Linked DNA regions of Homo sapiens: region 2 is linked to region 1. Evidence: chromatin loops called from intact Hi-C (ENCODE). Cell type or tissue: Caco-2. All regions are shown on one strand. Each heading gives the region's core, and the rest is flanking DNA. Links, peaks and the distances in the headings are about the cores only. Region 1 overlaps COP1 (COP1 E3 ubiquitin ligase). Region 2 has its middle 20 kb from the start of TNR.

Region 1 (16,414 bases), core at 4,738-12,737:
CTTTACTACCTTCATATGAATACACTGAACACAGTAATGTGAATAGCCCTATCAACATTAGTTACCACACTCTAATACACCTCAATGATCTCAGGGTGTATTAAAATATCTAAAACCATTTGACCTCATATGAAATTAATATAAGCAGCTTTACTTTTTGAGCTCCATCCGCAGTGTTACGGTTTCTTTCCCCGTTTTCTTTCTTTTTTTTTGAGATGGTGTCTTGCTCTGTCGCCCAGGCTGGGGTTCACTGGTGTGATCATGGCTCACTGCAGCCTCGACCTCCCAGACTCAATCGATGCCCCTGCCTCAGCCTCCTGGGCCCAGCCAATTTTTGCATTTTTTGTAGAGATGGAGTTTCACCATGTTGCCCAGACTGGTCTCGAGCTCCTGGGCTCAAGCAATCTGCCTGCCTCAGCCTCCTAAAGCTTAGGATTTTAAGCGTGAGCCACCATGCCTGGCCTCCTTCCCTTTTTCAAGCTTGTAGTAGCTACCACTTCTTGCTGTTGCCGTTTAACCTACCTATTGCAATTACTCTCCCCTTTATAATTTAGAGAGACACAAACCATATAACTAAGATTATAGAAGTTGTACGTAAGTCAATAGCCCTGAAATAACCCAATAAACTAATATGAGTTTTAGTCATTAATTTAATGGCATTCATTTTATTCCAGTGCCTTTTTATTTTATGTAAGCCTTACTTACTGTGTTTCAGTCAGATGAGACTGCCAGAGGTTAAAATCTGTTTAGGTCAAGTGTTAGTATGTTATGGAACTCTTTACTGTGAACAGTAGATAGAGAAATTAACTCAGACAAAGGGGAAAAAAACTGAAATAGTATATGCAGACAAATGCTCTTACAGTAATGTCCTATCTTACTAAGAAGTTTTAAATGTCTAAAAATGTCTGATGGAAGCAATATATGGGGAAGTTATCATACCTAGGACAAACGGTGAATTGAAGCTCTCTTTGTCAAATATTTATGTTATAAAACACTTGTCACCAGATTAAGTTTTACATATAATGACATCAGTTATTTGTAAGTTGCAGTTGTAAGGGATCAAAACTTGCCACCCCAAAATATGTCACTCTGCCATAAAAATTCTTTTGAGCTGAGGACAATGGAAAAAGAGTAAACATAGGATGAGCTTTCTGTCCTCCCCTATTTGCCTGAAAGCAGAACATAAACTCCTTTTGGGAAAGTGTTTCCCCCACTCCACTTCCTGTACCAGGAAGGGGATAATGATTTTTTTTTTTTTTTTTTTTTCAGACGGAGTCTTGCTCCGTTGCCTAGGTTGGAGTGCAGTGGCGCAATCTTGGCTCACTGCAACCTCCACCCCCTGGGTTCAAGCAATTCTCCTGCCTGAGCCTCCTGAGTAGCTGGGATTACAGGTGCGCACCACCATGCTTGGCTAATTTTTGTATTTTTAGTAGAGATGAGGTTTCATCATGCTGGCCAGGCCGATCTCAAAACTCCTGACCTGGTGACCTCAAACTCCTGACCTCAAACACCTGCCTCGGCCTCCCAAAGTTCTGGGATTACAGGCATGAGCCACCGCACCTGGCCGGGGGATAATGATTTTATCACAAGATGAGATGGCACCAAAAAAGAATCTACATAAGTCTTTCAAGACTAAGAAGCCCATATCTACCATCAGTTTCCCCATATATGTGTTGACCCTAGAAGCTCAAAGTCCCTTTCCTTTCTCTTGTTACTTCTCTTTATTGCCCTTTGTTCAAATGATATAAAAGCCTCTAAGCCTAGCCATTTCTTTGGGGTTCTCCCTTCTTTTATGAACCTCCCTCACCTCTTCAGCCCCCATGCCCCATGTCATGTAAAACTTTCAACATCAAATAAGTGTTTGTGCCTTTTCTCCTGTCAATTTGTTGTCAACTTATTCCACAGGCCCAGCCACTGAACCTGAGAGGGTACAGAAAAGCTTTTCCTCTCCTAAATAGTAAAGTGAACTCCTACTAAACTCCTTCCAGTGATAAAATGGGCAAAGACTTTGCCCATTTTATCCTAATTGTAAAAAGCGTAAAAAAGAATAAATGAGGAGATCAAATTTTTTAAAGTCCAAAACTTCCCTCTCAATCCTACAAAATGTTTGTGTTATTTACTGGCAGCCCAGTGGCTGCTGACTTTTACGTCAAGGTGAGATGGTTCTCCAGCAGAGTAAGAGTATGTTTCCTTTTAAAGACCAGCTCTGCAGGTCAATCACCAAGATGAAATATCAGTTATTTTAAACATTAATGAATTCAATCTCAAATTTCACTATGAAATTCCTTCACCAAAAAATGATAACTAGAACAGCTTTTTTTGAGAAAAACAAAGATATTTCCTTTGTTCTGGTCTCTAAACTAGAGTTTCTCTATTAATGTTCAGCACTAAGACAAGTAAGTTACATGTGATTGATCCCCTCCGCCCTTGGAACAGTTGGTTACCAGCTGTTTTCCAGACCTAGCCCCTATCCAACTTTCCCAGGGACAGATGGAATAAGTATCCTGGTACACATGCAACCCACTCATATGACAACTTATTGGGCAAGAAGCTCTAGAAACTAAATGGTTTTTAACTCTATTTTCATTGATTCACAAAGTATAAATATAAGAAATTATAAAAAGTATGATATTATAATGGTAGATATATGCCATATATTAGTCCAAACCCATAGAATATACAATACTAAGAGTGACCCCCTCATGTAGACTTTGGGTGATAATAATGTGTCAATGTAGGTACAAATTGTAACAAACTGATATGGGAGAGGGGCAGTGAAGTGCTGGGAGGAGAAGGTCTGGGTCCCTGGTGAGGACTCCAACCCCAGGCCTGTGCCCACGGACTAAGGTGAGGACAAGCATTTCTGTTTTTGTGCTCAAATGTTGCATTTTCCAAGACCACTCTGGCCCACCGCGCCCCCATCCTGCACCTATAAAAACTCCGACACCCTAGTGGGCAGAGACACAGCAACTGGATGTGCAGAGGAACACATCGGTACAAGAGCACACTGACAGGCACCAGCAGACACCGGCAGGCCATCAACCAGCAGGAGGATGCAGAATTTGGCTGGGACGGTTGGAAGAGAGCCTGGCCACTGAGCGGCCCGACTCCAGGGGAAACCCACTTTCCCACTCTATCCTCCTTCTGGCCTCTCCATCAACCTCCCTAACAGCTACCACCACTCAATACAAAAGCTTGCACTCATTCTCCAAGCCCATGTGAGATCCAATTTTTCTGGTACACCAAGACAAGAACCCCAGGATACAGAAAGCTCTCTGACCTTGTGATAAGGCAGAGGGTCTGAGTTGACTAACACAAGCCACCTACAGATGGCAAAACCAAAACAGCATTCTATAACACATGCCCACTGGGGCTTCAGGAGCTGTAAACGTTTACCCCCAGACACTGCTGTGGGGTCAGAGCCCACGCTCCCACGATCTGCCTGTCTGTCCCCTCCCCATAGGGTCACAACTCCTCTGAGCAGCAGGGCACCAAAGAAACAAGCCACACCCCCATCGCACACCCTGCAAGGGGGACAAGGGAACTTTTCCCATTTCAAAATGTACCACTCTGGTGGGGAATGTTGGTAATGGGTGATGCTATGCATGTGCGGGTACAGGAGGTATATGGGAAATCTCTGTACTGTGAACCTAAAACTGCTCCATAAAATAAAGTCTATCAAAAAGTAATTATGATCTTTCCCTAAAGAATTAAAAATATAAATATTTCTTATTAGAAATGTCTTCCTTCCTTCCCCTTCCTTCTTCCTTCTCTCCCTGCCTGCTTTCTTCCTTTCTTCCCTCCCTCCTTTCTTTTTAAAGCTCTTAACCTAAGACAATGGTTCTCAAAGTGTGGTTGCAGACCAGCAGCATCACTATAAACCTGGAAATTGCTAGAAATGCAAATTCTTACACATAGCACAGACTACAGGATTAGAAACTCTGAGAGTGGAGCCCATCAATCTGTGTTTCAACAAGATCTCCAGATGATTATGAGGCACTGTCCTAAAAACAGGTTAGTAAGTCTGAAAGGGTAAGAACGACTAACATTTACGTAGTATTTACAACATGCCATATAAAACACAGAAAAATTTCAAAGGTCTCATTTCATCTTATTTAAATATGATTAATTGAGCCTATTTCCAGTTAAGCTAGATAACTAAGAGATAAAAGCACATTTTTTTCCAAACCACATGAAACCTTGAATGAATGAACTTTATTCATTCAAACCAATCCTTCTAACTCCTGTTTTAAATTACTAGTTGCACTCTAAAGATTTACAAAGGACTTCTCTAGAAGTAGTCTATATAATTGAATATATGTGAATAATTACATTCTCTTATTTTTCTTCCACGTTTTATCCAGAGGAAATGCAAAATGCCTTCCCTTTAAACTTGCTAAGTACAACAACAGCCCAGCCTTTAACAAGTACTACCTCCACCACAAACTTCTGCAAGGAATTACAAAACTGTAATCCCCATACTTTGGGAGGCCAAGGCAGGTGGATCAATGGGGGCTGGAAGTTTGAGACTGGCCTCGGCAACATGGTGAGATCCTGTCTCCACAAAAAAATACAAAAATTAGCCAGGCGTGGTGGCACGTGCTTGTAGTCCTAGCCACAGGGGCTGAGGTGGGAGGATCACTTGAGCCTAGGAGGTCAAGGCTGTAGTAAATCAGGATTGCACGACTGCACTCCAGCCTGAGCAACAGGGTGAGACCTCATCTCAAGAGAAAAAAAAAAGAAAAGAAGAAAAGAAATTATATGTAATACAGTAATACGTGGTTTTGGACATAATGAAGCAATAAAAGTAAATATGTTAGTGCAGCATCCTATCTTTAAAATCAAGCACAGAAAGAATAATCTTAGGAATTCATTAAAGAAAACTTTAAAGCAGCATTTCAAATGTGTCCAGGAAACTAGAAGCCATCACCTCAAGAGAACTCTCTCTTTAGTCTACTCCCACAGTATTTTATTGACTTGCCACAAGCATTTACTATTTATTTTCTACCTTGAATTTAAGTTATTTATCCTCCAATCGAGTATTCCTCAGGTATATCAGGTAAACAGGAATACCCACTAGGTATCAAGTAAACTATCCAGTGCTAGAAGTACAAAGATGAAGAAGTATTCTTGCCAAAGATGTGAACACTTCTCCCTGACCACCATCCCCAGAGGGTTCTCCCTCACTTACTTACTGCATAAGCTCTTTAAGGACCCTTTGACACCTTGCCAGCAAATCTAAAAAAGTACCTGCCTCTGCATCCACTCTCTTCTTGTTTCCTTATATTACCCAGAAGGCAGCAGCCTCCCTTCTAATTAAGGCAAAAAGTCTTACTTTGCTTCAGATCCAATCCCATCTGTAAGATCTCATGATCTAATCCAACAGATTATCTCCTTTCCCCTTTGGATTGCATGGCAATACACTCTCTCATCCTCCTTTCCAATTTTCTCAGTGTGCTTTACTAGTTCCTCTGTAGCTACCAAGTCTTCAAATGTTAGTCAGTGTTCTATATATCTACAACTATGGTGTCAATTACTAGCTGCAAAAGTTTCCAAATTCACAGCCCTCACCTCATCTCTGTATAACCAGAAAATTTATGTCAAATGTTAGATATCCCCCACGAACCCTGTTGCTACTTGAACAAGCTCCTCCTCCAGTATCCCCATCTCTGTAAATGATACCCATATTTTCCCTGCCCAGCTGCTCCAACCAAAACCTTAGAAGTTATTTCCCTCTGCTTCAAGGTCAACATCAAATCAATCACGAAGTTCTGGCTACCCTAGTTCTTATACATTCTTAAATACTTCTTCTGCCTTGCCCCACAGACCTCCCAGAACCTACATACTGTATCTCCCTATTGCCACTTGTGCTGCCTTTTTTTTTTTTTTTTAACTTTTTTTTTTAAATTAAAAACTCTGCCAGCCAGGCACGGTGGCTAACACCTGTAATCCCAGCACTTTGGGAGGCCGAGGTGGGTGGATCCCTGAGGTCAGGAGTTCGAGACCAGCCTGGCCAACATGGCGAAACCCCGTCTCTACTAAAAATACAAAAATCAGCTGGCTGTGGTGGCACTTGCCTGTAATCCCAGCCACTCGGGAGGCTGAGGCAGGAGAATCACTTGAACTCAGAAGGCAGAGGTTGCAGTGAGCCAAGACCGCACCACTGCACTCCAGCCTGAGCAACAGAGCAAGACTCCATTTCAAAAAAAATAAAACAAAAAAACCTCTGTCATCCAGACTGGAGTGTAGTAGTGCCATCATAGCTCACTGTAACCTTGAGCTCCTGGGCTCAAGAGATCCTTCCACCTCACCCTCCTCATTAGGACTACAGGTGCACACCACAGGCCTGGCTAATTTTTGATTTTTTTATTTTTGTAGAAATGAGGTCTTGCTATGCTTCCCAGGCTGGTTTTGAACTCTTGGCCTCAAGCAATCCTCCTGTCTCTGCCTCTCAAAGCAATGGTATTATGGGCATGAGCTCCCATGTGCAACCACTCCTGCTTCTGTCCAATTCTTCTCCATACTGTACACTGTAAATACTTTCAAAGCACTTAAAACACTTTATTCTAGATATTGACTGACAGAGTTTGGATATTTGTACCTGCCCAAATCTCATATTGAACTTGTAATCCATAATGCTGGAGGTAGGGCCTGATGGGAGGTGACTGAATCATGGAGATGAATCCCTCATGGCTTGGTGCTATCTTCATGATAGTGAATTCTCGCAAGATCTGGTCATTTTAAAAATGTGTGGTACCTCCCCCCTCACTCTCTCTCACTTGCCCCTCCTTTAGCTATGTGACTTGCCTGCTCCCACTTCACCTTCCACCATGATGATGAGGCCTCCCTAGAAACTGAGCAGATGCCAGCACCATGTTTCCTGCAAAGCCTGCAGAACCGTAAACCAATTAAACCTCTTCTCTTTATAAATTACCCAGTCTCGGGTATTTCTTTATAGCAAGGCGAGAACAGCCTAGTATACTCGCTTAACCGTCTGTGTCCTCACTACCATGTACATCACTCTTACACTCTCAGCACTTAAACTGTTTGACATGAATAGGTATGATTTTGAAAAAAATTAAGCATAAAAATATTCTAGACAAATATACGTGAATATATAACTGATCTTAGGATCACAGAAAGATTTTCTAAATAAAATGGCTAGAATTTGGTTTTAAAAAGTCTTAAGAATGTATGGCAACTGCCTCCTGAGGAAGGTTATTCTACCTCAGCACACTGCTGACTACAAAGATCTTCCTTATATTAACCTTAAAATGTGGCTTCTAGACGTAAGTTCTACTTTTATTTCTTGGATACCAAACACTGGTTTGTGACAAACCTTCACAAGTCTACTAAAATTTTAAATGCTAACCTAATTAATGCTTGTTTTGTGGATATGTGTAAAATTATTTCAGCTTATGGCTTCACTCTGTACTACTGACAAGCCTCTAATAAAGGCAAGGGAAAATAAACAGGAAAACCAAGTCGAGATTAGAAGAAGAAAATTTTAGGGTAGAAGTTATGAGGGTGGGAATACATGTAGTGACTTTCAAAGTTTAAGCTTAGATTGTTTGTGTTTCCTTTTTAACCTTTATTTTGAATCATGTATGTTTTGAATTACCATAGAAGTAGAAAACTCACCAACACTTGCTGACAATCTTGCATTCCTTTTTAAGTTGTTAACATGAATTTATATTTCTGTCACATGTCATTGGTAATTCACAAACTTCTTTTATAGCCTAAGGATTATTTCTTCAAAGGAATATTTTTCAACAAGCAAATATGTGGACATATATGGACAAATGCTAGAGTCCTACTTACTCTGGATCCTCTCCCAGCAGGTAAAACAAATTTTCATTCATTCATGCATTCATTTAACAAATATTTACAGACATAGGAATATGCAAGAAATAAGACAGGTAAGGCCCCTGCCTAGATGAATCTCTCAGCCTAAAACACAGCTTTAAAAATAACTGCTTTAAAAGACTGATCCCAGGCAAAATTTGGGAAGGAAATCCCTCCCTCTGCACTCCCATTCATCTCATTTCTCAACCAACCCCAGATGGTCAATAACGCTTAAGACAATAATGGAAATACCTTCTGACAAAAAGGGAAAGTACATTGGCAGTCTTAAAAATCATATCCATTCCTTAGAAAACAAGTCAATAATTATCTAGAGATGTCTTTTTAAGTATAAATTTAAAGCTCACAAGCACTCTACAATAAGGAACATATTAAAAGTTACCCTCAATCTGGATCCACATTTGCTGCAATTATAAATTGAAACTTAGCAAAAATGATCCTTGTAACTATCATAGAAACATAAAGTTTAATTTGAATAGTTTCAAACTATGGTAAAGTGACATCTAAGGTGCAGAATTATACGTCAAAAATTAGTATAAAAAATATTCATTATTTTGACCTCCTTATAGGAATAGGGATACACAGTGTCAGAACCTCAAAAGAATTAATTCCTCTTTTTCTTCTGGGTGTCTCAAAGGAAAAGTGTTTTCTGAAACTTTACAAAGTTTCAATAAATCCTTAAGTGAATAGAAGAGCACTAGAATTCAGGTACGCCTGTATCCAAATCTCAGTTCTGTCTATTATTGGCATTAGGTTTATCTTGGACAAGTTACAAAATTTCTATCTCAGTTTTTTTCATCTGTAAAATGAGGTTAATAGCAATATCTTGCTACCCAGGGTTGATACAAGGATTAAATGAATTAGGGAATTGATGTAAAATATTTATGATGTTGTCTAAAAATGAGTAGGTAACACACTCCACATTACCAGTACAGAGACTATTCTAGCATCAATGAATGCCACCATAGATAACTATTTTCTTCTTAGGAATTTACTAATGCTTGATACAACTCCATTCCAACAGTTTGAACAAACATAAGTAAAAATATTGAAAAACTCTCTAGAGGTAGAATGTTTAACAATTTTTACCATAACAATCTAGTTGTACAAAATTCAAACTCGGAATTCAAAAGACAACCATCACTACTAAGTATATTAAGTTTAAACTATACAGTTTCAAACTATTTCTCTCTGGTGGACACTGAACACCTAATAGAATAAAAAATGCAAAATATGCTATTATTGCTGTGTGTAAAAAGAATGCAATTAACTGTCTTCTTTCCTGTTCCTTGCCATTGCTAACCTAGGACCATCTTCTACTTATGAGAGTGAACTTCACTGTATGTCACCAATTCCGTACCTTGTCTATTGTTTAATAGTCGAGATACTGTCAAAGTAAACAAATGCTGCCACCTTGTGGACTGAAGGGTATGGTCTTAACTCCAAATAAGCAAAGGAAGAAAAATACGTTTCTGGTTCGGCCTTTTCTCTCAGATTATCACTGCAGTAAGTGACCAACATTATGTCATGCAATTTTACAGTAAGAATAATTATCTCTTCTACAAAGTAACAAAATAATGCACCAAATTCAACATTATCTGCCTTCTCAAATACTTGTTTAGGCCTCTTTGTTTGAGACAGAGTCTCATTCTGTTGCCCAGTGCAGTGATCTCAGCTCACTGCAACCTCTGCCCCTTAGGTTCAAGCTATTCTCCTGTCTCAGCATCCCAAGTAGCTGGGATTACAGGCATACGCCACCATGCCTGGCTAATTTTTGTATTTTTAGTAGAGATGGAGATTCACCATGCTGGCCAGGCTGGTCTGGAACTCCTGGCCTCAAGTGATCTGCCTGCCTCGGCCCCGCAAAGTGCTGGGATTACAGGTGTGAGCCACCTCACCTGGCCTCTTTATTCCTCTTTCTGAAAGAAATTAATTAAATTTCCTTTTTTGGGAGGAATTAGAAGGCGTTGAAGTAAATTTATTATCAATGATGTGTTTGAATATAAGAAAGTAAGAAAAGCAAAAAATCAACAGAGCTGTGAGAGTTTTTCACACCTTCATTTCTTTGGCCATATCATCCTTTCTTGCTAGTCTTCATCTCTCATGCCTAAGAAACTTTAAAATTGGAATTTTTTCTTTAAAAAACATTAATTTGGTGTAATTAATAGAAAAAAAACGAATGTAGCATGCAAGACGGCCCAACCAGAGGTATCTTAAAAATTTCTTATATTAGTCTAAATGTTTTAATCTAACCACAATTTGTAAGTATTTCCAAACTAAGATCTTGTTTAGGTCTTCCTAAGAATGTATTTCTGCCTCAGAATGCACAATGTTTTCACATAAATGTCAGTATGATTAGGGTTTATTAGCAATTGTAAAAAATTCAACACTACATTAAATCAAGCTTTAAAAAAGCAATAATGAAACCATCTCTTCCCCAAAATCAAGCTAAAATGGCTTTCAGGAATGAAAAAAAAAAAAAAAGATTATTACTCTTTGTATAGTCACATAACTACAGGTAAGTGCATACATATCAGGTCAATATTATAAATAAACTTTGATACTTATTTTTGCCATTTCACATTCAATCTACATTTCTGAAGTCCTTAAAAGCATAGTATACATTCTTAACATAGTTAAGAATTTAAGTAAGAATGCTAATATGTTGCTCCAAAGTAAACTGTTTCATAAACTATTCTTTTATTTCTTATCTATAAGGGCCCTAAAATAAGATTGTGAGCTCTCCTGAATCCAAGTAACACGTCTGGCCTGTTCATGACTATATGCCTAGTCTGGCCTAGCCTGCACTACGTTATCAATGATTTTTTGTTAATTAAATTATGTAATAAAATGCACCCCATAATCTGCTGCATTTTCAAATTTTACTCAGTCAAGTGCCAACATACAGAAAAATAAAGGAATGTATGATTTTTGTCTTACTCATTACTGAGTTAAACAGCTGACAGAATACAATAAAAGATCTCCTCCAATAGTTTCTTTAGCTAATGGCTTAAATTTTAAGATCTTCATATACATAATAAATTCAAATCTTAGTCCTGTAAATGAAAAGCATGTTAAGTTTTAGCAATATTTGACACGTTAAAACTTACCAAATTCCCGATATGCCTCAAAAAACATCTTTTTAGGGTTATTCGTTCTAAGAGATTTGAACACAAAGTAGCAATTTGATTATACCAAGGAATTACTGTTAATTTGCTTAGATGTGATACAGCCCTGTGGTTTAACAATGTCCATTTTAAGAGATGCAGATAAGTTTCTGAGATTTGCTTTAAAATACTTAAGCATATACACACCCAACACTGGAGCACCCAGATTCATAAAACAAGTTATTCTCGGCTTACAAGAAGACTTAGCCACACAATAATAGTGGGGGACCTCAGGCTGGGTGCGGTGGCTCATGCCTGTAATACCAGTAGTTTGGGAGGCCGAGGCAGGTGGATCAAGAGGTCAGGAGTTCGAGACCAGCCTGGCCAACATAATGAAACCTAGTCTCTACTAAAAATACAAAAATTAGCCAGGCATGGTGGTGGGCACCTGTAATCCCAGCTACTGAAGAGGCTGAGGCAGGAAAATCGCTTGAACCTGGGAGGTGGAGGTTGCAGTGAGCCAAGATCATGCCATTGCACTCCAGCCTGGGTAACAAGCGCAAAACTCCATCTCAAAAAAAAAAAAAAAAAAAATAGTAGGGGACTTCAATACCCCACTCACACCATTAGACAGATCATGGAGGCAGAACACTAACGAAATTCTGGACTTAAACTCTACACTTGACCAACTGGATACACATTGACACAGAGTACTACACCCAACAACCACAGAATATACAAACTCCTCATCTGTACATGGAACATGTTTTAAGATAGACCACATGCTTGGCCATAAAGCAAGTCTCAATAAATTAAAAAAAAATCATAATCACACCAAGCATAACTCTTGGACCACAGTGAATAAACATAGAAATCAATATCAAGAAGATCTCTCAAAACTACACAAAAACATTAAAATTAAACAATTTGCTTCTGAATAACTCTTGGATGAACAAAGAAATTAAGGCAGGAATAACAAAATTCTTTGAAATTAATGAAAATAGAGATACAATTTACCAAAATCTTTGGATGCAGCTAAAGCAGTGTAGAGAGGAAAATTTATAGCACTAAAAATGCCTTCATCAAGAGGTTAGGAAGATCTCAAATTAATGACCTTACATCACATGTAGAGGAACTAGAAGAAAAAGAACAATCTAATCCCAAAGCTAGTAGAAGAAAAAACTAAAATCAGAGAAGAGCTGAATGAAATTGAGACCCAAAAGTCCATACAAAAGATAAATAAGACCAAGAGTTGGTTCTTCAAAAGAATAAGCAAGACTGATAAACCACTAACAAGATTAACAAAGAAAAAAAAAGAGAAGATCAAAATAAGTGCAATCAGAAATGACAAAGATGACGTTACAACCAATACCACAGAAATACAAAAGATTCTCAGAGATTATTATGAACATCTCTATGCACAGACTAGAAAATCTAGAGGAAATGGATAAATTCTTGGAAACACACAACCTCCCAAGATTCAAACAATAAGAAAGTGAAAATCTGAACTGACCAGTAACAAGTTCAGAAATTGAATCAGTAATTTAAACAAAACAAAACAAAAAACTACCAACCAAAAAGAGCCCTGGACCAGATGATTCACAGACAAGTTCTAATAGAGGTACAAAGAATTGATACCAATCCTGCTGAAACTTCCAAAAAATCAAGGAGGGGCTTCTCCCTAATTTATTCTATGAATCCAGCATCATCCTGATACCAAAATCTGGCAGAGACACAATGATAAAAGAAAACTTTGGGCAAATATCCCTCATAAACACAGATACAAAAATCCTCGACAAAATACTCTGTATTTGTTCAGCTTACAAAATACTTGTAAGCTGAATCCAGGAGCACATCAAAAGTTAATTTGCCACAATCAAGTATGCTTTATTCCTGCAATGCAAGGCTTGATTCAAAATATGCAAATCAATAAATGTGATTTACCACATAAATAGAATAAAAAACAAAAAACATATGATCATCTCAACAGATGCAGAAAAAGTCTTTGATAAAATCCAACATCCCGTCATGATAACAACCCTTAACAGACTAGGAATCAAAAGAACATAACCCAAAATAGTAAGAGTCATCTATGACAAACCCACAGCCAACTTAATAGTGAATGGGCAAAAGCTGAAACCATTCCCTTTGACAATTAAAACAAGACAAGGATGCCCACTTTCACCACTCCTATTCAACATTATACTGAAGGTCCTAACCAGAGCAATCTGTCAATAGTAAGAAATAAATGGCATCCAAATAGGAAAAGATTAAGTCAAATTATCTCTCTTCACTGACAGTATGATTCTATACACAGAAAACCCTAAAGACTCTGCCAAAAGGCTCCTGGAACTGATAGACAAATTCAGCAAAGTTTCAGAATACAAAATCGATGTACAAAACTTGGTAGCATTTCCATATACTAATAACATTCTAGCTGAGAAAGAAATAAAAAACACAATCTTATTTACAATAGCCACAAAGAAAATAACTAGGAACTCATCTAAGCAAGGAGGTGAAAAATCTCTACAATGAGAACACAAAGCCCTGCTGAAAGAAATCGAAGATGACACAAATAAATGGAAAATCCTTCCATAAGCATGATTTGGAAGAATCGATATTGCTAAAATGGCAATATTGTTCAAAGCAATTTACAGATCCAATGTTATCCTTAAAATACCAACGTCATTTTTCACAGAATTAGAAAAAAACTATTCTAAAATTCACATGGAACAAAAAAAGAGCTTGAATGGCCAAAGCAGTCCTAAGCAAAATGAACATACCTGGAGGCATCACACTACCCAACTTCAATTTATACTATCAGGCTACAATAACCAAAACAGTATGGCACTGGTAGGTACAAAAACAGACATAAGACCAATGGAATAGAATACAGAACCCAGGCATAAAGCTGTAAACCTACACCATCTGATCTTTGACAAAATCAACAAAAACAAGCAATGGGGAAAGGACTCCCTATTCAATCAATGGTGCTTGGATAACTAGCTAGCCATGTGCAGAAGAATAAAACTGGACCACTACTTTTCACCATATACAATAACTCAAGATCAATCAAAACTTAAGTCTAAGACCTCAAACTATAAAAATCCTAGAAGGAAAGCTAGGAAATATCCTTCATGACACAGGCTTTGGCAAATAATTTATGGCTAAGTCTTCAAAAGCAATTGCAAAAAAAAAAACAAAAATTGACAAGTGGGACCTAATTAAATTAAAGAGCTTCTGCATAGCAGAAGAAATTGCCAACAGAGTAAACAGACAGCCTAGGGAATGGGTGAAAGTATTTGCAAACTATGCATCTGACAAAGGCCTAATCTCTAAAATCTACAAGAAACTTAAAAAAAAATCAACCTGTGAAAAACAAAAAAATCCAATAAAAAATGAGAAGACACAGACACTTCTCAAAAGAAGACATACAAGTCGCCAACAAGCATATGAAAAAACACTCAGCATCACTAATCATCAGAGAAATAAAAATCAAAACCAGGATGAGATACCATCTCATAGCAGAATGGCAATTATTAAAAAGTCAAAAAATAACAGATACTGGCAAGGCTGTGAAGAAAAGGGAATGCTTACATGCTGTTGCTAGGAATGCAAACTAGATCAACCACTATGGAAAGCAGTTTGGAGATTTGTCATGTAAGTTACAACAAAACTACCATTTGACCCAGCAATCCCATTAGTAGGTATACGCACAAAAGAAAGTAAGTTGTTCTTCCATAAAGACACATGCACTGGTATGTTCACTGCAGAGCTATTCACAGTAACGAAGACATGTAATCAATCTTGGTGGCCATCAATGGTGGACTGGATAAAGAAAATGTGGCACATGGAATACAACATAGCCTTAAAAAATAATAAAACCATGTCCTCTGCAGCAACATGAGTGAAGCTAGAGGCCATTATCCTAAGTGAATTAATGCAAGAACAGAAAACCAAATAATGTATATTCTCACTTGTAAGTGGGAGCTAAACACTGAAGACACATGAATGTAAACATGGGAACAACACATACCGGGGACAACTAGATGGGGAGGTGGGAGAGGGCAGGGGTCGTGGGCTTATAAAACACTTGTTGTGTACCTATGCTCACTGTCTGGGTGACGGAAATGTTAGGACCCCAAGCCTCAGTGTCGTGCAATATACCCATGTAACAAACCTGCTTATGTACCCTTTAATCTATAATTAAAAAAAAAAGGTTCAAGGTATTAAAAATAATAAAAAAATAAAAGTGGTCAGGGAACATGGAAAAAAGTAATAAAATACTTAAGCAAAAAATAATCAAAATGAAGAGGATACATAAAACTCGTACAGCAAAATCTTAACCACTGCTGAATGTGGGTGATGGTTATGTGAGGAATTAGTCCATTCTCTCCATTTTCCTGTATAAATTTTCATTAAACATTTCAAATAATGACAAAAATAATATAAAGCAAGCTGGGTGCAGTTGTAGTCCCAGCTACTCGGGAAGCTGAGGCATGAGGACTGCATGAGCCTAGGAGTCTGAGGATCGCCTAGGCAGCATAATGAGACCCTGTCTCTTAAAAAAAAAAAATCAGTAACAGAAAGATAACTGGAAAAATCCCAATATCTGGAAACTAGTAACAGCCTCAGTAATCATGGGTCGAAGAGAAAAATCAAAATGGAAATTAAAAGGTATTTTGATATATACTTCAAAACACGCTGTATGCAATAAACACAATTTTATCTGTCAATTTTAAAAAAACAAACTTCCTAAAAAATAAAAAGAAAGCTAAAATAGTACTTTGAACTATATTAAAATGGAAAAGTATCACATCAGTTTTTTTTGTGATGTGGCTAATACAGTACTTAGAGGGAAATGTGTAGCACAAAATAACTATATTAGAAAAGAAGGTATCAACTAAAGGACCTCAATTTTTATCTTAAGAAATTAGCAGATAAGAGCAAATTAAACCCTCAAAAAGTAGAAGAATAAAAATAATTAAGAGCAAAGATTAATGATAACAGAAAACAAAAAAATACAGCCTATCAGTAAAACCAAGAGCTGGCTCTCTGGGAAGATCAATAAAACTGATAATCTTCTAAGCTAGACTCTTCAGGAAAAAGGTAAGAAGAAACAAAATCCACTATCAGGCATGAAAGAGGGAAAATCATCATACAATCCAAAGATATTAAGAGAATAATAAGGCAATATTATGAATAATTGTACGCCAATAAGTTCAACAGCCCTGATGAGACGGACAAATGTCTTAAAAGACACAAACTAATTATAATGCTAAATCAAGAAGAAATAGATAACCTGATTAACCCTAAATCTCTTAAGCAAATTGAATTGGTAGTTAAAATTCTTTTCTGGAAGCTTCACTGGCAAATTCTACAAAATATTTAAGGAAGAAATAATACCAATTCTATACAAACTTACAGAAAATGCAGAGGTGGAA
Region 2 (16,414 bases), core at 5,132-13,131, 310 kb before region 1:
CCTACACAGAGACCATTTTTAGTCTGGGCTGCTAGCCAGAGGTATCTAGAAGAAAGGAAATAATGAACTTGTAGAATGTCAGAGCTGGAAAGAGCCTCAAAAATGCATCTTGTCTAACTACCGTCTGTTCCATCTTACAGATGAGGCTAACGAGGTCCAAAGAAGGGAAGTGGCATACCCACCGTGACACAGTTGGTCGGATCCAGTGCCCACTCCTCGGCCAGAGATCTTTCAGAAAAATCTAACAGGGTCCTCAGTCTCCTACCAGCTAGATTTTTTTTAAATGACTGTTCTTATGTTGCCCAAGCTGGTCTCAAACGCCTTGGCTCAAGCAATCCTCCTATCTCAGCCTGCTGAGTAGATGGGACTACAGGCACACAACCCTGCGCCTGTCAGCCAGATTTTTAAGTCACCATATTTCGTGGACCAGAAAAGTCATCTGTCCTGGAGTGTTGTACATGTCTCTGCTATTCACTTGTTAACCTGTGAATGAGTAATCGCCATGTGTTGCCATTGCCACGCATCACATAAAAAGTCTCTTTTTGCTGATGCCCAGGCTTACCAATCCAGCACTAGAAGTGATGTGCCCTCCTTGGCTTGCTAATGCATCTGCTTATGGAGCCAGCCAGCCAGCTTCATCCTGGATTACGGTCCCAATGTCTTTATTGAGGTCTGGCCCCTAAGCGCAAGAAAGCCAGGCTTGGCATCTGCCATTTGAACCTGTTTGTGTTTCTTGGGACCTTAGATTCACAGGACATTCAAGCTGATAGAGAGCCCATGTGGTATCTGGCTCAACCCCACCAATTATAGAGCAGCAAGATGACTTGCCCAAAAGTGGCACAACTAGTTAAAAGCTGTGATGCCAGTGCCTCTGCTCACTTCCTATAGGAAAGTACTAGTGTTGATTATGGTCATGTACTAGTATAGATCACTAGTACCAATGGATACTGGGAGAGTGTCACTGCTGGGACCACAGTATGAGGAGAGAGGAGTGGCAGGAAAGAGCATCATCCATGCAGCCGGATGCTTGTGCACTGCACACCTGGTCAGGGAGGCTGCAAGAGCTCTGCTTCCTTGCATTTGCCCAGAGAAACACTTTCCACTGTACAACTCATTTACATCTCATTTGACCTTTAGGAAGGACACAGAACAATAATTCTCAGCTCCACTTCCCAATAAGGTTGTACAGGCTCAAAGATAAATAATTGATATCAAATAACAATATGATTTAAGTTTAATATAAATAATAAATGATAATAATATAGTATCAAATAATTGACTATGTTCACACAGCAAGTAAGTTATGGAGACTGAGGTCCCATATCTCTAGGGGTGCGCTTCCTACACAATAATAGCCTTGATAATAAATGACACTTATTTAGCATTTACCAGGTGCCTCTCACTGTCATTCTAAGCTACACAAACATATATATATGTATATATGTATGTATACGTAACTTCTCATTCATTCTTCGTAACAGCCTTTTTAACGTAGGTACCCATTTCATAGACAAGAATATCAAGAGGTTAAAACAAAGTTCAAACCAAAACCATATTCAAATAGCAATACTTTGTTCAGGGATTTCAGCTCGTGGAATCTGCCCAAGACTCAATGCTCTTGAATCACCAGTTGTAGGCAGAACTTTCCTTCCCTCATTGCCTTCCACCCAACCAAACACACACACTGTCTCTTCATTCCAAAAAGGAGCTAAACTAAAGCCCAGAAGTTCCATGAACTTTTTGTTCCTGGGTTGCCCAGGATCTCTCATTTTAAGCTTAATAATAGCAAGAGGAAACCTCTGGGTGCGGCGGCAGCACTTGCTGGGCTGCACAGCCTGGGCGAGCATGTCCTGAGAGTGGGGAGGCGGCAGGCCGCTCCAAGAGCGCCTCCAGAGGCCGAGCAAGGAAGTGGCAGGGCCCAAGGCTCCTGCAGCATGGGCGAGATGGGGATGCGCTTAAACAACAGTGATATTAAGAGAGTTTGACTCGAATCTAGAAAGCAATAAACTGAAATCTTTAAATCCATATAATGCCCCACAATCAAAAACCAAATTATCTGGTATCAAGGGCAACTGAGTAGATAGTAAGTACAGGCAAGGAACGGGTGGGTGGTGGAGTGAAAAATCCAGGGTGGAAAGAACATGCCAGTCAACAGGTGGGAGAGAGAAAAAGCAGGATAAACAGAGGATTTGCAAGAATGCCCAGGAGAGAAAATGAGATATTTGAGTAGAGCCGAGCTGCAGGATGGGGGTGGGATCGGCGTTTGCTTCCTCAGCACAGCATGATCAGAGGGTGCTAGCCTCAGGGACAGCGGGCTCCATGTTCTGCTTCTCCAGGTCTGGGATTCTGTCACCACAGGGAAGAGCTTTTTCAGGAAAGGCATACTGGAGGGACATGTATCCTGTGATCGGTGTCAAGAGTGTGGTGCCATCCCTAAGGAGAGGCTAGAAATCAAAATTATAGCTTTAAAAATTGAAAAAAAATTATTTTCATTTCTATCTATTTCCAGGTCACTAAGTCCAATAATAGGATCATTCACTTCTCAATCATGCTCAACCCCAGGCATCTGCTCAGTTCATATGTCTGCAGAATGGAAGAAATATGCAACCTGAATATCTACTAAAACCATGACAGGTTCTTTCTTTATTTCCTTTTTTTTTTTTTTTTTTTTTTTCTGATGGAGTCTCACTCTTGTTGCCCAGGCTGGAGTACAGTGGCACAATCTCAGCTCACTGCAACTTCCGCCTCCTGGGTTCAAGTGATTCTCCTGCCTCAGCCTCCCGAGTAGCTAGGTCTACAGATGCTCATCACCATGCCTGGCTAATTTTTGTATTTTTAGTAGAGACGGGGTTTCACCATGTTGGCCAGGATGGTCTCTATCTCTAGACCTCGTGATCCGCCCACCTCGGCCTCCCAAAATGCTGGGATTACAGGTGTGAGCCACTGTGCCCAGATGCAGGTTCTTCCTTCGACTCTGAAGAGCTCACATTCCAAATTTGTCAGTAACTGTTTTTTTGTTTTATAGAATATCTCACAGAGTAAGAAGCTCAGAGCTTCAGACAAGTGAGGAGATAACACTGCATATGTAATTCTGTCAGAATCCCAAGCCAAGAGTTTGTGATGCTGAGCTGAGAGAGCATAGGGCCTCTCAGTGTTACTGAGTGTGTGTGTGTGTGTGTGTGTGTGTATTTGTGTGTGCGTTGTGCATCTGTGCATGTAACCCACGGGCAACAGGGAATATGAAGTGGTCTACAGTAGACACTGGTGGGCCTGTCCCAAAGGTGTCACATGTGGCGTGCACATGTTCATCACCATCCCTGAACCAATCTGGAGAAGCAGGGTCCTGTGACTGTCTTACTGAAGGCTCCCACCCAGGGCTTCACTCTATGTATAGGGAATAAATCAAGCTTAAGGTAATGAACTGCTGGGGGCAGGTAACAAATCTCAGGGAAAGATGGATCCCTGTGAGCTACATTTGGATGTGCAAAGCCACCAAAAGAATAATAAACAAGGAGGGACATTCACAAAGACATAGCCCTGAGAACAAGGAGAGTGGGGGCTGAGATGTACCAAGAGGGGATCCTGATGAAGGATTAAGCTCCTTGGGTAATTTTCTTCCATCAGCTAGGTGAAAAATGGCACCGAGCTGCAGCGCTACGTTTTCCATTCTATGAGATAACTCCATCTGTGCTTCTTTTCTAGGGCTGTGGCAGCAAAGTACCACAAACCGGGTGGCTTAAAATGACAGAAATGTATTGTCTCATAGTTGCGAAGGCTGGAGGTCCAAACTCAAGTTGTCAGCAGGGCGGTGCTTCCTCTGCAACCTGTGGAGGGGATGCTCACTCACCTCTCCCAGCCCCTAGTTGCTGCCAATCCTTGGCATTTCCTGGCTTGCGGCTGCAGCACCTCAGTCCCTGCCTCTACTGCTCCATTGCCTCTCTTTCCCCCATGTCTATCTGTGTCCAAATTTCCCTTCCTCATAAGGACATTTTTCACTGGATTAGGGCCCAAACCTAATCCAGTGTGACCTCATCTTGACTTGACTACATCTCTAAAGATTTTATTTCCAAAAAAGGTGACAGTCACAGGTAATAAACATGTCTTTGAGGGGACACAATTCAATCCATCTCATCACCGATTACCCTAGCCTTTTGGTAAACCTCACACAGCCTAGAGTTGTACTGTGAAGAGAAAGAGACAGAACCACAGAGGAAGTGTAGCCTGCCTCCCACCCCTCTCCACTGTGGCGGGAGAGAGGGGTTCTATTTAAACCAGCTTGGGAGATGCTGTGAAGAGCAATAGCAACTGCCTCATGTACTCCTTCTCCTCCCCCATATAATTTAGAGGGTAATGACCCTTAGAAGGGGTGTGTGTGTGTGTGTGTGTGTGTGTGTGTGTGTCCCATTTGCACTGGTCTTATTCCACCTCCATCCCCAGAAAATCATAAACCTCTAGGGAACAGAACGGTGCCTGGCTCTCATGTGTATTCTCTATATTCCAGGTGCAAGCTGCTGCACTCAATAAATATTTGTAAAATTGAATGGAATGAACCTAAATTGAGTTGTGGGGAACAAATCATGCCAACACTCCTTTGGCCTTGGAAAGTAAAAAGAAGGGAATTTGTTAAGAGAAAGGCCAGGGCTGGGAAAGGAGAGAAAATGATTCCCCCGAAGTACTGATGAGGCCAGCCATGTCGATAGCTCTTCTTCTAGCATGTTACTAACTTTTCAAAGGTTCCACCTCTCTTTGTCCTCTCAGTAAGGACATCTGTCCAGCTCCCTCTCTATGTTGTTTGAAATTATAAAAGTGTCACCTCCACTGAAGACCCTTCTGTTACCACATGACTGCTGGTGTCCCTCAGGCGCCCCCCGCAATGATGCTCCTGTCACTGTTAGTACCCGAAAAGTAACAGTGTTGCCACTAACGCCCGGCTCACACCTCTGCAGCATCACTGACTCCCACCAAGCACCAAGGCCACCACCACTACCAATGTCACCAGCTTTCTGTGGAAGCCAGCACCACTGCCCCAAGCCTGCAACTCCTGTTAGCAAAGCTGCTGCCAAAGCAGCTGCCCCAGCCCTGAGGCTACTACCATGCTGGGCTCTCCATGCTTCTTGGAGAACATAGAAATACTGCTTCAGGTATCTATAATGCCTGTCTGGCAGCCCCCTCACCCTAAGGCCCAGCACAGGACCATGGGGATGAAGGCATCCTGAGCAGAAGACCACACTAGTCTCTGGTCGCCCCTCCATGCTGCGATGGCCCACTGTCCTTGACCCAAGCACAGCTGCTGCATCCTTCCTCCAGTCAGATTTAGTCCTGACCCGGATCTCAGGCCCTGCAGACCTCTTTGTGGGACTTCCCAGCAAGCCTGAATCCTGCAGCAGACCCCGATAAAACCAAAGCTGGAAATCTAACACATCAAAGCTTAATTTTTGCCTAACATGTATTCTAGGTAAAAAAGCTAAGCCTAGTGGCAGGGCCCAAGAGCAAGCAGGACAAGGTTAGCCAGCAGCTCTAACAAGGATCAAGCTTTGGGCAACAGAGAATCTCTGCGGCTCCATTTTCTTTTTCCCATTTGGCCTTTCTAAGAACTCTGAATGTGTTTCCCGTAGTCATCGTCCTCGCTTTGGGAAATTGATTAAGAGCAAAGGCCAGGGCCTTGATACAATCAGAAATAGCCCAAATTGTGTGGGACAAAGTGAAAACTGCAATGCAGGCAGCCTGCTGGCTTTGCCACAACCATACCCAAGGCTGAGTGCAATCCATTTTATCAAGCTCTATATATTCACTTTTTTAAAGAAATAAAGAAGCTCCAGTATCCTACCAGTACCCCCCGCCACCTCCTCTTATGATATCAAAGTGTTCAAGGCCACAGCAGGCCCTTAGGCTTGGGCTGTCCTTGACTGGAGCTCTCTGGGGCTGATGCCTCCTGCTTTGAGGGACAAACCACAACATGACTGAAGGTCTCTATAGAGCTGTGAAGAGCTCTAAGGGTGCATCATAATCTTAACAATGGGTCAGACTCAACCATCCCTCCCCACAGCCCCACTTGACTCAGGGATCAATGCACAGGAAGGCCATGGGAGCTGGCTGGAGGACTCTCAGGTCCTGCTTCTATACTCAGAAGAGGCACTTAATGGAGAGAATGAAGTCACGTGCACAACAGTGATAGGAATGGAAAGACTTTGAAATAAATATGTCTTTTAACAAAAAGGGAGATCTCACTCTGTGTCCACCCAGTGCTAAGTTCTGTGCCTAAGAGATGCAGAATGTGTAAGACATGGCCTCCTGTCTTCAAGAAGTGCTTTCTTCTTGAGGGCATTTAATGACCAACAGTGATCCATGGAACACCAGAAAGAATAATTTAAAAATGGACACACAGAAGGGCCCAGCATTCACCTTTCAGTTGTTTGTGTGTTTTAATAGACTTTATGTTTCAGATCAGTGCTAGGATCATAGCAAAATTGAGCACAGGTACAGAGATTTCCCATATACCTCCTCTCCCCACACATGCGCAGCTTTCCCTGCTATCAATATACATCACCAGAGTGGTGCATTTGTTCCAGCTGATGAACCTACCTTGACTCATCACCATCACCCAGGGTCCATAGTTGACATTAGGGGTCCCTCCTGGTGTTGCACATTCTATTGGTTTGGGCAAGTGTGCAATGACATGCATCTACCATTACAGAATCATACAGAATAGTTTCACAGCGCTAAAAATTCTCTGTGCTCCACCTATTCATCCTACCTTTCCACTTTTACTTATAAGAGTTTGCTTCAATGAAAACAACAACAACAACAACTGGGAAGTAGCTTTTCCTGTTCTTGATTCATTCTGAACAACTCCTTGGGGAATGGGCTATGGAGAGTTGGCCCCAGGAAATTGGATGCTGTTAATGCCGACGTGAAGTAAACAGATTGGAGAGTCGGGTTTCACCTCATTTGAAGGTTTTAACTGGTGAGAACCCTACTTAAGTAGGTACCTTCCTGTTGTGGGTTGAATCATGTCCCCTAGAAAGACAAGTCCTACCCCCGATATAATCAAGCTAAGAGGAGGTCATTCTAGATGAGAGTGGTTCCTGATCCAATGACTAGTGACCTTATAAGAAAAGGGAAATTTGGACACAGAGACACACAGGCAGAGTGCCATGTGATGACGGAGGGAGAGCCTGGAGTGATAAAGCTGCAAGCCAAGGAACACCAAAGATTGCTGGTAATTACCAGGAGCCAGGCAGAGGCAAGGGAGCCCTTCCTCCAGTGCCTTCAGAGGGAGCGTGGCCCTGTCAACACCTTGATTTTGGACCTCTGGTCATCATAAAAGTGAGATGACAAATTTCCATCATTTTAAGCTACCCTTGTCACGGCAGCCCAGGACACCCATATGCTTCCCAACCTCTACTTCCCTGTCCCTGCCCCTCAACTCCACACACGCCCCCAATGCTGGTGACGCTTCTGCTGTTTTAAAGCAGAGACTTGGAACTGCTTCCTGCCTGGCCAAGATTTCCTCACTCCTCACACAGGGCCCTTGATCCTGGAGCAGTCTCTTGTGGCAGAGAAACATGAAGATGGTCAAAGCAGCCAGAAGAGACACCTCCAGGGTGCCTGAGGAGCAAACAACTGAGATAACAGTGAGCGAAGATGCCACCAAAAAACATACTGCGGCTAACCTGACACAGAGGAAACAGACTCTTGAGAGAACAGCATTTTATTTGTTCCAAGCTGGGACAGCCCCCAGCTAGGCCTCCCAGGACCGTTTCCCTTCCTCTGAGGCTAGGAGAGCCCCTGGTGAGGGGAAGTAGCACCCTTCTCCATGCCAGGGCAGACAGCCTTGGAAGGTGGATGTCACTTACAGGGAGAACTCTCAGGTGCCTCCTCAGCTCCCACTCCCATCCCACATTGGCAGTTGAGGCCTCTCAGCACTCCCTTGTGAGTCTAGCCACACCCTTTCATAAAAGCACAGGCTCAGTTGAAATTAAAGAGATTCTCAGAGCACAAAAAAACTCAGCCAGTGAAAACCCAGCCACCTGCACAATTGAAAGGGCCCAGAGGCTTGGTTTCATTGTCTATGTGGAATTTATTTGCATTGATATTCCCCTCCAAACTAATTGGCATACTCATAAATACCAGCCTATTCCCTAACTCACTAAGTGACAATAAGAAGTCAAGGGACTCCACGTCCAATTCAAGCTCTCCTAAGACAGAGCTGCCTTCCCCTCTTCACTACTCGCAGTGCCTCACACCGGGGGAGCTCAGCAATGCTGCCAATTGGCAGGTTAGGTGAATTGAATTATGGGGAAGCACAAAGTCAACACATCCAAGGAGGTATTGCACAGAGCCAGGGTGTTTATTTACCTCCCTCGTGCCAAGAGATCTGCATCATATTTAGAAACCCATTTTGGCAGAATAATAGTGAAAAGAAAAAAATTCACTGAGAACTCCATTAGTCCAACACCTTCATTTTGCAGCCCAGAGAAGTGACATAATTTGCTAAAGCCATACAACCACCTATGGAAAGACAGGGACTTGAACCTAGTTTCCTTGACTCCTAGTCCAGTGGTCTTTCTGGAACTGAAAGAGAGAAAGGGAAACAATGTGTACTTTGATGAACCAAGGACAAGAAGCAATAGGGATACTCAGGCCCAGGAGGACATTGAGAAACTGGCACTCAATTTGCCAATTTGATAACCCTGGCCAAGAGCCCCCTTTTCACCCTTACTAGGTCATCCCCTAGTCACTAAGCCAAATGGGGGCATTGCCTATATGCTTGTTGCCTGAGAAAGTGACTCTTAGGGGGTTAATATAGTTGTCCAAGCCACATTAAATCCAGAAAGTACTGTTGATCTGCTCCTTGGTGTTATGATGACCAAAAAGGAAAGCTCCAACTTTTTGTGCTTATTGTTGGATATCTAGGCATTCAGGGCCCTCTACAATCTGATTCCAATCTCCCTATTCAACCTTGCCTCTCTGGGAGGTGTAGATGTGTAAATTGTTTTACTGTCCAGCTTTCATCCCTCTTCTTATATTCATTTAAAGTAATGCTAGCTAGTAACAGGTAAACCTCAAAATTATTAATATAATAAGCATGTTTCTTTTTTTCACCTAACAGACCAGACAGGCTGAATTGCATCTCCTCCAGGATGTAATTCAGAGATCTAAGCTCCTCTATCTTGCAGAGAAGCACCTTCAACATGTGGCTCTCAAGAAGATATTGGGTAATCATCTGCATTGCAGCCGGCCAGAGGGGAAAGGAGCATGGAAGAGCATACCTGGGAATTTGCATGGGAGTGACGCATGGGATATGGCTTCACTTCCACTCATATTCATTGGTTAGAACTCAGTCACATGTCCACACCCAAATACAAGGGAGGCTGGGACATACAGTCTAGTTCTGTGCCTAGGAAGAAGAAGAAGGAGCTTTGTTAATTAACTGGTAGTTTCTGCTACCTGTCCCAAATTACTTATGTGTACTTAATCTTTTCCTTATTTTGTGGAATTGACAGAAGGATGATTTTTAGTTCTCCCTCTCACTGGCCACCTCCCACTATGGAAGCCAAGGGATCCAGCAACTTCCTCTACAACATGCACAGCCCAGGACCAAATATGTGACTTAAGCTCAGCCAATCACTTATTTTCTATCAGGATATTGAATCTTGAAACAAAGGCACAAAAGATGCAACAAAAGACAGAGTGCTTGGAGGTCATTCTGATTACACAATGGTGGTGGTGATAGTGATGGTGATGGTGGTGGTGATGGTGATGATGGTGGTGGTGGCAATGGTGATGATGTTGATGGTGGTGGTGATGGTGATGGTGGTGATGGCAGTAGTGGTGGTGATGGTGATATTGGTGATGGCAGTAGTGGTGGTGATGGTCATGGTGGTGGTGATGGTGATCATGGCGGTGGTGCTGGTGATGGTGGTGATGGTGAAAATGATGGTGGTGATGGTGGTGATGTGGTAGTGATGGCGATAGTAGTGTTAGTAGTGATGATGGTGGTGGTGGTAGTGGTAGTGATGATGGTGGTGGTAGTGGTGATGGTGGTGACCTCTAGTGAACACTGAGATGTCCAGTGCATAAGCAGAGCCCAGGTTTGTGCCTTTACTTCTGTTTTCCACACCCACTCCACTTATCCTTCTTGCCATGGTGCCATGTGTTTACTTTTAGCATCTAAATATCACCACCTTGTTTCGCAGTAGAAAGAAAGTCTGAGAATGACTGTGCCGGGCAGAAAGAGCTATCCCTTGGAAATCACATAATACTCGCACCACCTGTTGCCACCGATGACTGAAGAAATTCAGAAGATCTCACCTTTATTATAATCCCTTTATTTTCAAATGAGAGGAAAGTAAGTGGCAAAAATTTAAAGACTTCAAACCTAGTAAGTGATGGGTGGAACAAATATCTTGACTACCCACTGCAGTCACCCACTCCCCTATTTCCACCTCCCTTTGCTTACAGAAGACTGTCACAATTGGCAGCCTACCCAGTGGCTGGAAGCAATTTAGTGTGAACTTGTTAATCTTAGCATTTAAAGGCAGCATCCCAGTGGCACTCCTCCCCTCAGTCTCCACAGGCTACTCCACTGTCCTCTCCTCTCCAGAGACCTGGGGTTGATGGGCTGCAGTGTTCAAGTCAAGGGAATGTTTTGGAGAGCAAGGCCTTCTAAGAGTCTTTCTACTTGGAATGGAGCTGTCTGCCCGTGTTAACTGCCTAGCGTGTGATAGGCACTAGAGATGCCAAAATGAAGAAATTCCAGTCCACACTCCATCTCTGAAGTGTATACTTAGATCAAAGTGAAGGCAACGGGTCTGAGGCAGATCGCTCTTCCCTAGAGAGGTGAAGCTGCCCTTCTGGCTGAGGAAATCTGAAGCAAGAGCGTCACAGAAGGTAAAGTGGAAGCTATCACAGAATGATATGGTTTGGATTTGTGTCCCCACCCAAATCTCATGTCGAATTGGAGGAGGGGCCTGGTGGGAGGTGATTGAGTAATGGGGGTGGATTCTCCCTTGCTGTTCTTCTGATAGTGTGTGAGCTCTCATGAGATCTGATGGTTTCAAAGTGTGTGACACTTGCCCCTTCTCTCTCTCTCCTGCCACCACATGAAGAAGGTGCTTGTTTCCTCTTCACCTTCTGCCATGATTGTAAGTTTCCTGAGGCCTCCCAAGCCATGTCAATTAAACCTCTTTTCTTCGTAAACTACCCAGTTTCAGATAGTTCTATATAGCAGTGTGAGAATGGACTAATACCTAGATACTATTTAGTCCAGAAGTTTTCAAACTTTTAAAAGTGAGAAACCCTGCTTTCAAATGAAATTCCATGTGGAATCCCAATACATAACAGATAAAAGTAGAGTGCTCTCTTTGAAGTAGGAATAGAAATTCTAGAGCTCTCACTCCACCCTCTTGATGGGCTCACAGGCACTGAGAGTTCCAGGAATGCCAATTTGAAAACCACTGATCTTGCCTGGGCACGTGGCTTACACCTATAATCCCAGCACTTTGGGAAGCCAAAGCAGGTGGATTGCTTGAGCCCAGTAGTTCAAGACCAGCCTGGGTAACATGGCGAAACCCCATCTCTACTAAAAATACAAAAATTAGTTGGGCATGGTGGCGCACACCTGTGGTACCAGCTACTCTGGAGGCTGAGGTAGGAGAATTGCTTGAATCGGGAGGTGGAGGTTGCAGGGATCCATGATCATGCCACTGCCTGGGGGACAGAGTGAGACTCCATTTCAAAGAAAAAAAAAGAAGAAAACCACAGATGTCATCCAGCTGGTTGCTTATTTCACAGATGAGGGATGCGATACTAGGCATTTTAGCCACATTAGTGACTGGAACCCATGTCTCCTGATCTTCATTTCTAATCTCTTTCCACCAAGTTTGCCATTTTCTGACTCAGTTTCTTCATCTTTAAAATGGGATAGACCCATCATATCTGCTTCACCCACCGGGGGCTCCCTGAGGATCAAGGGGGTGTGAAAGCACAATGAAAAGCCTAGCCAGGTGCAGTGGCTCACGCCTATAATCCCAGCACTCTGAGAGGCTGAATGTGAGGATCACTTAGAGCCAAGGAGTCTGAGACCAGCCTGGGAAATATAGTGAGGCCCTGTCTCTACGAAAAAATTAAAAATTAGCTGTGATTGGTGGTGCACACCTGTGGTCCCAGCTACTGAGGGGGCTGAGGTGGGAGAATCACTTGAGTGCAAGAGGTCAAAGATGCAATGAGCTATAATTGTGCTACTGAACTCCAGCCTGGGCAACAGAGTGAGACCTTGTCTCAAAAACGAAAAGAAAAACACAGTGAAAAGTCTAAATCTACTGTTATTGCTCCTCTAGAGTAAGGAAATTGTACCCAATGATGCTTCTTCAACATTCCTTGTTCCCGTTGAAACTATTCCTTCTTCATCTCCAGGTGAGTAGAAGAAAGCCAAGGATCGGGGCTTAGAAACCAATGGGAGGCTCCCCATAAACAGGGTCTGCAACCTCCGGTACAGAGGGCAGGTGAGTGCTGCAGCAGTGTGCCTCAAAGGAGGCATAGCATCTGAGAAGTGCCCTCCCCTCTGTCAGAATGTCTCCTTGCTATTTAAAAGGAGCTTTAGGTTTCTCAGAAAAGTCTCAGAAGCCCCATTTTCTTAGTGTTTTTGCTGTGAGGAGCTACTCTAAGTACCTCAGGGCTGCCTGCTTAGAGCCCAGCTCCCTCATGAAGCTTTATCTTTATATCCCATTGTTTGCCTCCTGGGGAAGATGAGCAGTTTCTTGCCTAGGGCTTCAATTAACACAGGGTAGGACCAGCAGCCCTGCACCTTTTCTTGAGTGTGAGGGTAAGGCACCCTGCAGGGGCTCCTTGCGATGGAGGAAAGATGAGCTTAGAATGCTGCGGCTTAATTCTCAGGGCTGGGAATGGGCAGAGAAGTAAAAGCAGATTCCTCATACTTTCCCTCGTCTGGAGATAAGGGGGCATCTAGGAGGATCCAGGCACTTTACTTGTACACCTTCACTTCCAGCTCCAGAGCCTCCCAAGCCTGAGAGGAGCAGGGAGGGCATCTGCAGGGGATGGGACTAGATGTAGTCAAACCTTTCTCATTGCCCCAGAAGCCCGTACCACGTGACTCACTGTACTCAGGCACAGAACCTTCCCCAGGCACATTCTCGGATCCCGCAGATTCTGGTAGGAATCACGCAGCGAGAATATTATTAGTTCCACTGACAGATGAGCAAACAGATGCCCACCAAGGGTAGGGGTTTGGCCTGCATCATGTGTGGGGACTTCAGCAGACATATGCTAGCCGGGGCTTCTACACCCCAATTTAGGACTGTTAATCGTCTGACTGAATATTGTTCCATCCCAACTCTGTGGGAGCTGTGGATCTGCTCATCTGAGATGGTAAAAGGTGAGAAAGCAAACATGGGGAAAGAGACCTGGAGGGGAGTCCCAGGTTTTCCAAGGCCCTAAGCTAGTTTTCCCACACCAGCCACACTCAGCACGTTTTATTTGAGTCACAGTGAATCAGACAAGTGTCAGATCCAACAGATCCAGACTGAGGTGGTATCTGAGTGCCTTAACTCTAGACTTTCCTGAAACTGTGAAGAGGCAGCACCCAAATGGAAGAAGCTATACAAGATGAGTGTGTTTACACCACAGCAAAAGGGATTTAATTTAGATTGCAGGAGGAATTCCACAACATCAGGTATGCTGTTTCAAATGGTTTGAAGAAATGATATCTAAATCTCAAAGGCCTGATGATTTCTCTCAATTCATTCTTTCTTTCTTTCTTTCTTTCTTTCTTTCTTTCTTTCTTTCTTTCTTTCTTTTCTTTTCTCTTCTCTTCTCTTTCTCTCTCTCTTTCTTTCTTTTTTTTAGACAGGATCTCACTCTATCGCCCAAGTGGAGTACAGTGGTACAATTATAGCTTACTGTAGCCTTGATCTGCCAAACTCAAGTGATCCTTCCACCTCAGCCTCCTGAGTAGCTGGGATTATGAGCACATGACACCACATCTGGCTAATTAAAAATAAAAAAAAAAGTTTAGTAGAGATGTGGTCTCACTATATTGCCCAGGCCGTTCACAAACTCCTGAGCTCAAGCCATCCTCCTGCCTCGGCCTTCTAAAGTGCTGAGATTACAGGTGTGAGCTGCCACTCCTAGCCTCGAATATTTCTTTAATCTGTCCTCCCCTCTCCTAGGTTGAGGGAATTCCTCTTTCACTTAGACAGCAAAGTGAGTCTCCTAACTGCCTCTCATCTTGCTTCCTTCTAAGCTGTCCTCCACATGGGAGATAGAGGCAGCTGTGAAACCAAGCCTGACCACACCACTCTCCTCCCCAGATCATGACTAAGTTGTTTGCCATGGGGTCCTACACTTTTGCCTCCCAGCAACACCAGTCTAGTCTCCTGCCCTATTCCATGCTGTTTTCAGCTCTGTGGCTTTGCATATCCTATTCCCTCTGCTTTGAAGCCCTTCTCTCCTACCTTGCTTCATCCTCTTCTTTACCTGGAAACTCTTACTTATCCTTCAAGACTCAGTGCATGTGTTTCTACCTCTAGAAAGCCCATCCTGGCCACAGTGGGTTTGATGCCTCCCCTTCAGGTTCACTTGGCACCTGGACACACCTTCACCATTGCCCAGGTCATCCACGTCCTCACTGTCTGGATCTGTCTCCTGATGTGGCAGTGTTCTTTGAGGGAAGTGAGCCACATTCAACTCATCTTTGATACACAGGGTATGGCCTGAGAGGGGTTTAGTAAGTCTTGGTGGAACTCTTTGGAACTGAACTCCCTTAGCGTAGGGCAGCCCAGGACCACAGCATGAACTGAGCCCTCCTGGGGCTCCAGTCCCAGGGTTCTGTATGATCATGTGCTATGTGTGAGGCTCCGTCCTATAGGTCTTTAGGCCCAAAAGGGAGACTTCAAACATCCTCAAGGAATTCCTGAAGCAATGGAAACAAAAATCTTATGAAGAATTATTAATAATGATGTGATTAAAAGAAATAAGTCTTTCTGAGGGTAAAAGTAACATCTTTTGCTGGGAGGAGGAGATATGAGATTGTTCATTCACCAGAACATTGAGAGAAGAAGTAAATCCATTTATCTATATTTGAAACAACTATTAGCCCTTTGATCTGGCTCTTCCCTTGGTCAGGTGAGCTTGCTGTGTCTGAAAGATCACCAAGCACATGCAGGGCTCAGTTTTCCCAGTAGCACCCCTGGGTCTCCAATGTGGCCAGGGATTTTCTAGTGGGGATTTTTACTGAGGCTCTGAGGCTGTGGAGCCTGCACGTAAAGGGGTGGGGTGGGAAGAGGTTGAATTTAAAGACACAAATGAGATATCTTGACTTTGTTTTCTGATCAAGATGTGAAAAGCCCTTGTTTTGCACCTGCTTGTAGCATGGCTGATTTCACTGGGGGAGAATACTCGATGGCAGGGACTCCAGTCGGTTGGCCTCTGCTCTTGCTTCTGCTCTATGAGCTCACTGGCTGCTTTGTCCATGTCACGATCTGGCCACCAGTGCAAATGATCCAATCACTTCCCCTGCTCCAGAGCAATAGCCACAAGAAAGGAGCCCTCAGGGTCACGTTTGAGAGGGTCCTCTCTGCCTCAACCACATTGGGGGCTCACTCTCCTCAAGAGCTTGGACGTATCTTTAGTGTAAAATATCGTGGTTTGGTTTTGCCTTTGTAAAAAGGCAGAGAACTAAAATTAGCAGCCTGTCTGGAACACATTCCCCAGGGTGTCTCTACCCTTTAGAGAGAATGCAAGAGAAATGCCTCCCTAAGCAAGAGCAATCCACCCACAGGGGTGTGGGGACCAGACTTCATACCTCCCTTTCTCTGACAGAAGCTGTCTGCTGGCATGGGACTTCAACAGAGAAAACAGCAACTGCATCCTTTCCACTCCCATGCTCAAGATCCAGCAGTGAGTTCCTGTTGCCTTTAAAACTCAACCTACTTAGAAGGACCTGCAAGGGCCTCTAGAATCTGACCTCTATTGATGAACATTCATTTAATAAATAGTGACTGACTACTTGCCCTTGTAGCAGCCTGATACCAAACGCTGTGATGCAGAGGTGAAACCACAGTCTTTTCCTTCAGAGAGTGCACAGTGTGGTGGGTATGATGGTCATTTTTGTGTGTCAGCTTGGCTTGCCTATAGCTACATTATTTAATGAAACACTAATCTAAGTGTGGCTGTGAAGGTACATTGTAGATTGAAATCCATAATTAGTTCACTTTAAGTGAGGGAGATTATCCTAGATAATCTGGGTGGGCTTGAATCGGTTGGAAGCCCTCCAGAGCAGAGGTGGGGCTTCCTGAAAAAGAATAAATCCTACTTGTGGACAGCAGCTCCTACACATATCAAAGAGTTCCAGCCTTCCCTTCCTGATCATCTGCCTTACAGATTTCAGACAAGC

The links. Peaks named below come from ENCODE experiments on the same cell type or tissue, not always from the same donor. Only the 100,000 strongest peaks of a DNase experiment are listed, where the experiment ranks them.
Region 2: it touches region 1 in a loop (3-fold over the local background); 3 of 110 quality-filtered maps call a loop at or near these places.

The regions. Positions count from the first base shown.
Region 1 is chr1:176,064,460-176,080,873 of GRCh38, forward strand. All of the region lies in intron 11 of COP1 (COP1 E3 ubiquitin ligase), which reads right to left. Among named protein-coding and RNA genes, the nearest start is that of MIR1843, 100 kb to the left of the region's middle. In Caco-2, for the core only: CTCF peaks have their summits at 9,270 (motif pointing left) and 9,472; a DNase peak (open chromatin) is centred at 9,282.
Region 2 is chr1:175,755,692-175,772,105 of GRCh38, forward strand. No RefSeq gene overlaps it. Among named protein-coding and RNA genes, the nearest start is that of TNR, 20 kb to the left of the region's middle. In Caco-2, for the core only: no CTCF peak of the experiment used is centred there; no DNase peak of the experiment used is centred there.